Linked DNA regions of Mus musculus: region 1 is linked to region 2. The links are chromatin loops, found by intact Hi-C in ENCODE. Cell type or tissue: gastrocnemius. All regions are shown on one strand.

Region 1 (4,000 bases), 87 kb after region 2:
TGAGAATCTAAAAAGTGTGGACCTCCAGGGCTGGAGAGATGCTCAGTAGTTAAGAACACTGGTTCCTCTTCCAGAGGTCCTGCATACTCATACATAAAATACAGTGTTAAAAATGTGGACTCCAGCCGGGCGTGGTGGCACATGCCTTTAATTCTAGCACTTGGGAGACAGAGGCAGGCAGATTTCTGAGTTCAAGGCCAGCCTGGTCTACAAAGTGAGTTCCAGGACAGCCAGGGCTACACAGAGAAACTCTGTCTCAAAAAACAAAAAAAAAAAAAAAAAAAAAAGAGAGAGAGAGAGAGAGAGAAATGTGGACTCCAGTGGGTAGGAGGTGCTGGCCTGTTGAAGTCCGTGGGTGAGGAACAGTGTGGAGGGGCCGGCATTTCTTTACAGATTCTTGCTAGCTGGAGGAAGAGATGAATCTGTCAGTGAGAACGTGGCCATCAGTCCAACCCCTGTCTTCTTTCTCCGTGTGCAGCTCTTAGAACAAGCCCTGGTGATCGAGGAGCAGCTTCGCAGGGCAGCTTACCTGAACATGTCCGAGGACCCCTCTCACCCGTCTATGGCCCTTAACACCCGCTTCGCTGAGGTGGAGTGTTTGGCAGAAAGTCACCAGCACCTGTCCAAGGAGTCGATGGCAGGGAATAAGCCGGCCAATGCAGTCCTACACAAAGGTCGCCAGTGGCTCCCCTGCCTCCTGCTCCTTCCACCTCCCCCTCCACTCTCCCCTCCCCAACATCCATAAACAGCTTATTTCCAAACTGTCTGCCGAGCCTGTGTGGAACCTTAGGATGTGAGCTGAGGGGATTTTCTTTGCAGGCAATCGAGGACAGCGATTTTCTTTGAACTCTTAAGTCTATTGAGATTTTGAGCATAGCTTTATGGGGGGGGGGTGAAATGAAAAGGTGGGTGTCATAAAGGTAGCCGGGGACATTGGGGATATAAAAAGGTGTGGATGCAGAGAGGAGATGGTAGGAACTGAGCCTCTCAAGTGGAGGAGCCCAAGGCTGAGAATAAAAACTCTGTGGGCATTTGCTGTGCTCCCAACTTGGGAGCACTTGGAGGCGGGAGCACGATGAGATGTGCTCATGCTTGGCTGCATAGGAAGTTTGAAGCCAACCTTTTATATAAAAAAAAAAAAAAAAAAAAAAAAAAAAGAAAGAAAGAAAAAGAAAATGGAGACAATAGTGAGAAGGAATAATGAACTAAAGTTTGGTGGCTCTTAAAAACAAGAATCCGCCAGCTGTGGATGGCCGATGCCTAGAGTCACAGGGACTCAAGAGACACAGCAGGACCTGAGCTCAAGTCTCAGGCCATCCTGGACAACATGTGAGACCAGAGCCACTTGCAACTAGAATGGGAGGAATAGCTGGGTGGGCAGGCCAGGTAAAGCGAGTGTCAAGAGCGTATCCTGTGTATGCCAGCGTGACAACCAGCCCTGTGGGCCACAGCTGTGCCCTTGACTACCACAGCTCACGGCCTCTTTCTTTCTTTTTCCCTCTGCAGTCCTGAAACAGCTGGAGGAACTGTTGAGTGACATGAAAGCTGATGTGACGCGGCTCCCAGCCACCATTGCCCGCATCCCCCCAGTCGCTGTGAGGTTACAGATGTCAGAGCGGAACATTCTCAGCCGCCTGGCAAACAGGGCGCCAGAACCTCCCCCACAGCAGGTAGCCCAGCAGCAGTGAAAGACCCAGAGTGATATCCACCTCCACCACTCAGCAGTGACCTTCCTCACTTTCTCTTGTCCCGGCTGCCCCTGGGGGCCAGAGAGACCCTTGCCTTCCTTCTGCCCATCTTCTGAGTTGTAAAGGAACAGCCCTGCGCAGTGGGGCAGGGAGGGAGGGAGAAGCAATGGTGCCCTTCCTGCTGGAGAGACAAGCAGCAGTAGCGCAGCGCCCGCCCGCCATGTGCAGGAGCTGGCGGGCTGGCTGCCTTCTGGACCCTGGCTTCTCCCCACCGTGCGCCTGTTACAAACTGTTGTGGATTCTGCCAGGCTCGAAGAAAATGATCTGAATTTCTTCCTCTTTTTGGTTTTATTTTGTTGGTTTACTTTGTGTTTTCTCCTTTTTGGGGGGTATTCAGAGTGGGCCGGGCCCCTGGGCGAGACACAGCTACCTCTGTTGGCATCTTTTTAATACCAGGAACCCAGCGGCTCCAGCCACTGAGCAGCTAAATAAAGTTGGAAAAAAAAAAAAAAAGAAAAAGAACCAAAAGCATAAAAAACCACAGCAAATTTCTTGATGAGAACTGAAAATAAAAGTTTCCTTGTATTTTAGTGATCTGGTTCTGTGTGGGTGAGTGTGGGTTCCAGGTACCCCAGGAACTGGCTTATCCTGGAAGACTGCCTGTGCTCCTGACAGGGTGACATTCTGGCGAACAAGAGGCTTCTGGACCATTGTTTATAGGCTCTGATCTTTAGCAAACTGTTCGCAGAGCACTCCTGCAGGAAGTAGCCACTTGCCTGGTACAGTTGTGAAGACATTGGGCAAGTGTTCTACCATGGAATACATATGCGTGAATATGTAATTATAGAAGTATAAATTTTTTGAGGGTCTAAGTAACAACTGCCTGCCCCTGCCTCTCAAGTGGGGGAATTAAGGATGTGTTACCTTAAGTATAAATTTTTTGAGGGTCTAAGTAACTACTGCCTGCCCCTGCCTCTCAAGTGGGGGAATTAAGGATGTTACCGTACCCTAAAATTTTTTCCTTGGTTTATTGTTATCACTTTTTTTTTGTTTGAAGATTTATTTATTATTATATATGAGTACACTTCAGACACACCAGAAGAGTGCATCAGATCTCATTGCAGATGGTTGTGAGCCACCATGTGGTTGCTGGGATTTGAACTCGGGACCCTTAGAAGAGCAGTCAGTGCTCTTGACTGCTGAGCCATCTCTCCAGCCCCTTATTACTGGTTTTCTTTGAGACAGGGTTTCTTTGTGTAATCCTGGGTCCAGGAATTCCAGGCTGCCCTCAAGTTAAAGAGATTCACCTGCTTCTTGCAGAGGGCTGAGATTATAGAGAACTACCACTCTCTTATATAATTTGTACATAGCATCACTGTGCACGTGGAGGTCAAAGAGCAGCTTGTAGGAGTTTGTGCCCGATGCCACTAGATGGGTGGGTCCTGGACTCAAAGACTCAGTTCTGCAGGCTCGGAGACAAGCGCGTTTATCCGCTAAGCGGTCTCCCTGCTTGGAAGGAAGGCCGGCCGAGTGCGTGTTCCTATGTGAAAGGGTCCGGAGGGGAGGGTTACCTCTAAGGAAAGCGGCTCTAATACAAAACTTTGGGAACAGGAGGGCGAGGGGCGTGGGACCCCGCGATCTTGCGGGCTAAGGCAATTAGGGTGCCAGCGGGAGGGCCAAGTTGCGGTGCTAGGTGGAAGGAGCGTGCGGCCTCGGGAGTAGCGGGCGGAAGCCACCTTCCGAACCGAGGGCAGAGAAACGCTGACCGCAGCGCCGCGCGTTTCCCTCTCTGAACCGCGGGTGAGGGGCGTGTCCCTGGATCACGTGTGTTCCGGTGCCGCGGCCGGAAGAGGCGGGGCGTTGTGACGACCCTTTTTGCGCTTGCGCGATTCACTTTCGCGGTGTGCGACCTCTGAGTTCTTCCCCCCAGTGCACGTGGAGCGGGCCTTGACTGGAGGTGCCGGGTCAGCCGGAACCAGGTCTAGGCGAGCCGAGCCTTCAGGTGCGTCTGCAGGATCGCGGAGCAAGGTTCCGAGAGGGGCGTGGTGACGAGGTCCTGTGGGAGATCCTGGAGGGGGCCATCGGGGTCCTGAGTAGTGGTCCTGGGCCGGGCGGTACCCATCCCTGGTAATATCCTTAAGCCTACGGCCTGCGTTCCCATTTCAGCATCCACAACGTCGCTTTGCCTCGTTTGTCTTTGCTTTAGTTATCATGGGGCGCAAGTTGGATCCTACGAAGAAGGAGAAGCGTGGACCCGGCCGAAAGGCCCGAAAACAGAAGGGTGCGGAGACCGAATTGGTCAGATTTTTGCC
Region 2 (4,000 bases):
ATTATAAGCACCAAGCCATATTCAGTACAAACATTTTTTTACATTTGAGTTCGACTTACAGAAACACAAGTTTGGGTAGCACATACCTTTAATCCCAGCACTTGGAAAGATCTCTGAGTTTGAGACCAGCCTGGTATTATAAGGTGAGATCTCGGCCCGCCATGGCTACATAATGAAAGCCTGTCTTTATGTTTATATAGGAGATGACACTAGACCACTTGCCTAACAAGGGGCAGCCCCTGGGATTGAAGTTCAGTCTGCCCCACCACAGGGAGCGAGAGAGTGAGGTTAAGCTCTGTAGAGAAAATTTGCTTTTGTGGAGAAGCTTAACTAATAATACGTTTATTCAATTATTTATTTGACACTTTCTAAACATGAGGGGAATTTAAAATTTGATCCAGGCATGTGTCTCCTGGAAGGTTAGGGAGACATACCCAAAGTAACTATTAGTTATTTCGTTATGGTTGGATAAATACTAAAAATACTGGCTAGACTATCTCTTTTTTTTGTTTTTTTTTCATTTTGGTTTTTTTCGAGACAGGGTTTCTCTGTGTAGGCCTGGCTGTCCTGGAACTCTTTGTAGACCAGGCTGGCCTCGAACTCAGAAAACCGCCTGCCTCTGCCTCCCGAGTGTTGGGATGAAAGGCATGCGCCACCAAACCCGGCTCTAGCTAGACTATCTTGACAGCCTGTCTATGTAAGGCATTTGTCCGAGTCTGGGAAAGTCCGGTTCTGAAACTGCACTTTGAAGAATGAGAAGAAGTGGAGTGGGGGAAGCAGGTACTGTGTGGGTGGGATGAGGAAGCCAGGACTCCTGGAAAGTTGCTGACAAGTGTGAGGCGCTTAGAAGGCCAGTGTGTTATCAGAGAGAGCAAGAAGATGGCAAGGCTGAGTGAGCTAAGCCAGATAGGAAGTGTGGAACACAGCCTTAAGTTACTGGACGGTTACAGAACGCATGATGAGTGCTAAAGTTGAGAGCAAAGAAGATGGAGGTTGAAGCTAAAAGAGAGAAAGCTGGTTTATAGAATAAGGTCACCAAATAAGAAGAGGTTAGGAGGCTTGCAGAGACAGGAGGCTAGCTGAAAAAGAGGTTTCCCCTTTTGAGAAAGGGTGAATGAATCCTGTCACAAATAAATCCCTCATTTCAGGCTGGGCATGGAGCTCAGTTGGTAGAATGACTGCCTGGCATGCAAGGGCCCTGAGGTTTGATCCCCAACACTGTATACAGCTGGCATAGGACTATTAACACTGGACTATTAGGAGCCAACACATGACAAGAATCAGAATTTTATTGTTGGTCATCGTTGGCTACAAAGCAAGTTTGAGGCCAGCCTGGCCTACAGAGACCCTGTCCAAAAAAAAAAAAAAAAAAAAAAAACTTAAAAAAAGAAACAAACAAACAAAAGCAAGAAAAAACTCCAGTTTCAGATGAGGGGAAAACTGAATCACACTCCATTTTATATATATATGCATATATATTTTTTTTTAAGTTTTTTGTATTATTATACATAAGTACACTGTAGCTGTCTTCAGACGCACCAGAAGAGGGCATCAGATCTCATTAGGGATGGCTGTGAGCCACCATGTGGTTGCTGGGATTTGAACTCAGGACCTTTGGAAGAGCAGTCGGTGCTCTTAACCATTGAGCCATCTCTCCAGCCCCCCTTTTTTTTTTCAAAATACTGAATTGCACTTTAGAAAAGTATTTTTTTAAAGATTTATTTATTATATATATTTGAATATATATATATATTATTACTTATTATATGTAAGTACACTGTAGCTGTCTTCAGACACTCCAGAAGAGGGCGTCAGATCTTGTTACAGATGGTTGTGAGCCACCATGTGGTTGCTGGGATTTGAACTCCAGACCTTCGGAAGAGCAGTCGGGTGCTCTTACCCACTGAGCCATCTCACCAGCCCTAGAAAAGTATTTTAGTTAATTATTTTTTATTACCTATCCATCAATCATGGGAATGGGTATGTATGTGTGTGTATGCATGAATGCATGTCCCCTTGTAACTCAGAAACATTGTATCCCCAGAGCTGGAGCTATAGGGACTTGTAAGCCACTCAGTCTGGGTGCAGGGAACCAAACTCTGGACTCTGGAAGAACAGCCAGTGCTCCTGTCTGCCGAGCATCTCTGCAGCCCCTGAACTTTACTTTTGTCTATTTTCCTATTCTTTGTTTTGTCTTTTAAAACAATTATCTTATGTAACTAGGTGGCTCCAGATTCCCTATGTGGCCGAGCCTGACTTGAGTCATAATTCCCCTGCCTCTTCCTTTTGTTTCCAGCCTGAACTTCATTTTCAAAGGAGCCTTCAGTCGGCTAGGGTTGTAGATCAGGGGCAGCACGCTTGCCTAGCATACGCAAAGCCCTGGGTTCTATCCACAGCATCGCAGAAACAGTAAACAAAAGGTTAAATAGAAAGATGGCCGCAGCAAGCTGAGGTCTAGCTTAGTGGTAGAGCACTTGCCACAACTTAGGTGTACTGCAGTAACTATTTCTGTCTCTTCCCAGGTATTGAAAACCTCCCGTTTGAATTACAGAGAAACTTTCAGCTCATGAGGGACCTAGACCAAAGGACAGAGGGTACGTACAGAATAATAGGCTTTTCTTGATCACTGTGTGGTTTCCTGCTTTCTGCTACCGTACCATCTGGTGAACTGTGACTTACTTGGGGGAGGGAGGTGTGTATGCACGTATGTATGTATGTATGAATGTTCTGCCCATATGTATATCTATGTATCATGTGTGTGCCTGGTACACAGAGACCAGAAGACAGTATCAGATCTCCTGGAACTGGAGCTATAAAGATGGTTGTGAGCCACCATGTGGGTACTGGGCTCCAAACCCAGGTCCTCTGCAAGAAAACAGCCAGTGTTCTTAACCACTGAGCCATCTCTCCACCTTGACTTTCATGGACTCCTTAAAAGAAGATAATGGCCATCCTTTTCTACTTTTCCATATCAAATGAAGGATTGAGATAATACCTCAAGAATTCAGTGATGCTGAGCTGGCGAAACAGTTCAGTGGGTAAAGGTGTTTGCTACCAGGCCTGATGCCCTGAGTTTGATCCCCAGGACCCACACAGTAGAAGGAGAGAACCTCCCAGAAGTTGGTCCTGTGACCACAACCTGTGGGCCATTGTACACGTTCATCCACACACATACAAACTATGCACAAAATAAACAAGGTTCAGGGGTGTTACAGTTTTTGTACCTCTTTCCTCAAGACTAGAAGATACGAAGCCTAGACGTTGCTCCTGGTTTTGTTTTTTGCTTTTGCGTGAACGCAAGGTATGCCTCATTGCAGTGTTTGCTATCACCAAATCCACAGCACTTGAGGCTACATACGCCTGCATGGATGGCTGCTGGCAACTTTGCCAAGAAGCTATTACAAAGAAAGGGCAGGGCATGGTAGCATAGGCAGGTAGATCTTGGTGAGTTCGAGGCCAGCCTGTTGTACATATTGAGTTTCAGGCCAGCAAGGGCTATATGGTGGGACCCTGTTGGGGGGAAAAAAATCTGAGGTCATCCTTGTACATCTGGCACATACCCAGAGTTTGAGGTCTGCCTTGGCTACATGAGACCTTTTCCCCAAAAAACTAAAGAAATAAAAGTAACCAATAACAACAAAAGGGAAAGGAATAAAACAAAATGCATCAGGTAACATCAGAAGTGCTCTACTGTATTCCTCAACTCATAGACACATTGGATGTCATAACTCATAGGCGGTTAGAATCAGCTGGATTTTTCAGTCCTTGTACTCGGGGCTGAGTTGGCTCTCCTGAGGTGCCTGCCCTCTGGCGCCTGAGGAGCGCTTCACTGCAGAGCTCAGGCTGCTCTGCTCCGGAGGTAAGGTTCATTTTGAAGGTGTCCTCATACCCACTGAAGGATAGATATGTCTTATGTTCCATCCTAGGTAGCCATGTTCAAAGACCTAGCAAGCTAGGCTGTGAAGCCATGTCTTTTTTTTTTTTTTTTTTTTTTTTTAAA

Evidence for each region. Hi-C counts contacts between places; a loop is a spot of excess contacts. Peaks named below come from ENCODE experiments on the same cell type or tissue, not always from the same donor. Only the 100,000 strongest peaks of a DNase experiment are listed, where the experiment ranks them.
Region 1: a loop joins it to region 2, with 3 times the contacts of the local background. A loop is called at or near these places in 1 of 42 quality-filtered maps.

Annotation. Positions count from the first base shown.
Region 1 is chr6:125,128,314-125,132,313 of GRCm38, forward strand. Chd4 (chromodomain helicase DNA binding protein 4) reads left to right here. Exons shown (of 39, transcript NM_001346610.1): 38 at 479-674; 39 at 1,507-2,278. The coding sequence ends at 1,688. Nop2 (NOP2 nucleolar protein) reads left to right here and starts at 3,570. Exons shown (of 16, transcript NM_138747.2): 1 at 3,570-3,690; 2 at 3,895-4,000. The coding sequence starts at 3,900. In gastrocnemius, no CTCF peak of the experiment used is centred here; DNase peaks (open chromatin) are centred at 1,652, 1,850 and 3,531; H3K4me3 peaks cover 1,127 bases; H3K27ac peaks cover 1,159 bases.
Region 2 is chr6:125,041,432-125,045,431 of GRCm38, forward strand. Ing4 (inhibitor of growth family, member 4) reads left to right here. Exons shown (of 8, transcript NM_133345.2): 2 at 2,523-2,594. The region is part of intron 1 of 4930557K07Rik (RIKEN cDNA 4930557K07 gene); the gene reads right to left. Among named protein-coding and RNA genes, the nearest start is that of Ing4, 3.6 kb to the left of the region's middle. In gastrocnemius, a CTCF peak has its summit at 1,540 (motif pointing right); no DNase peak of the experiment used is centred here.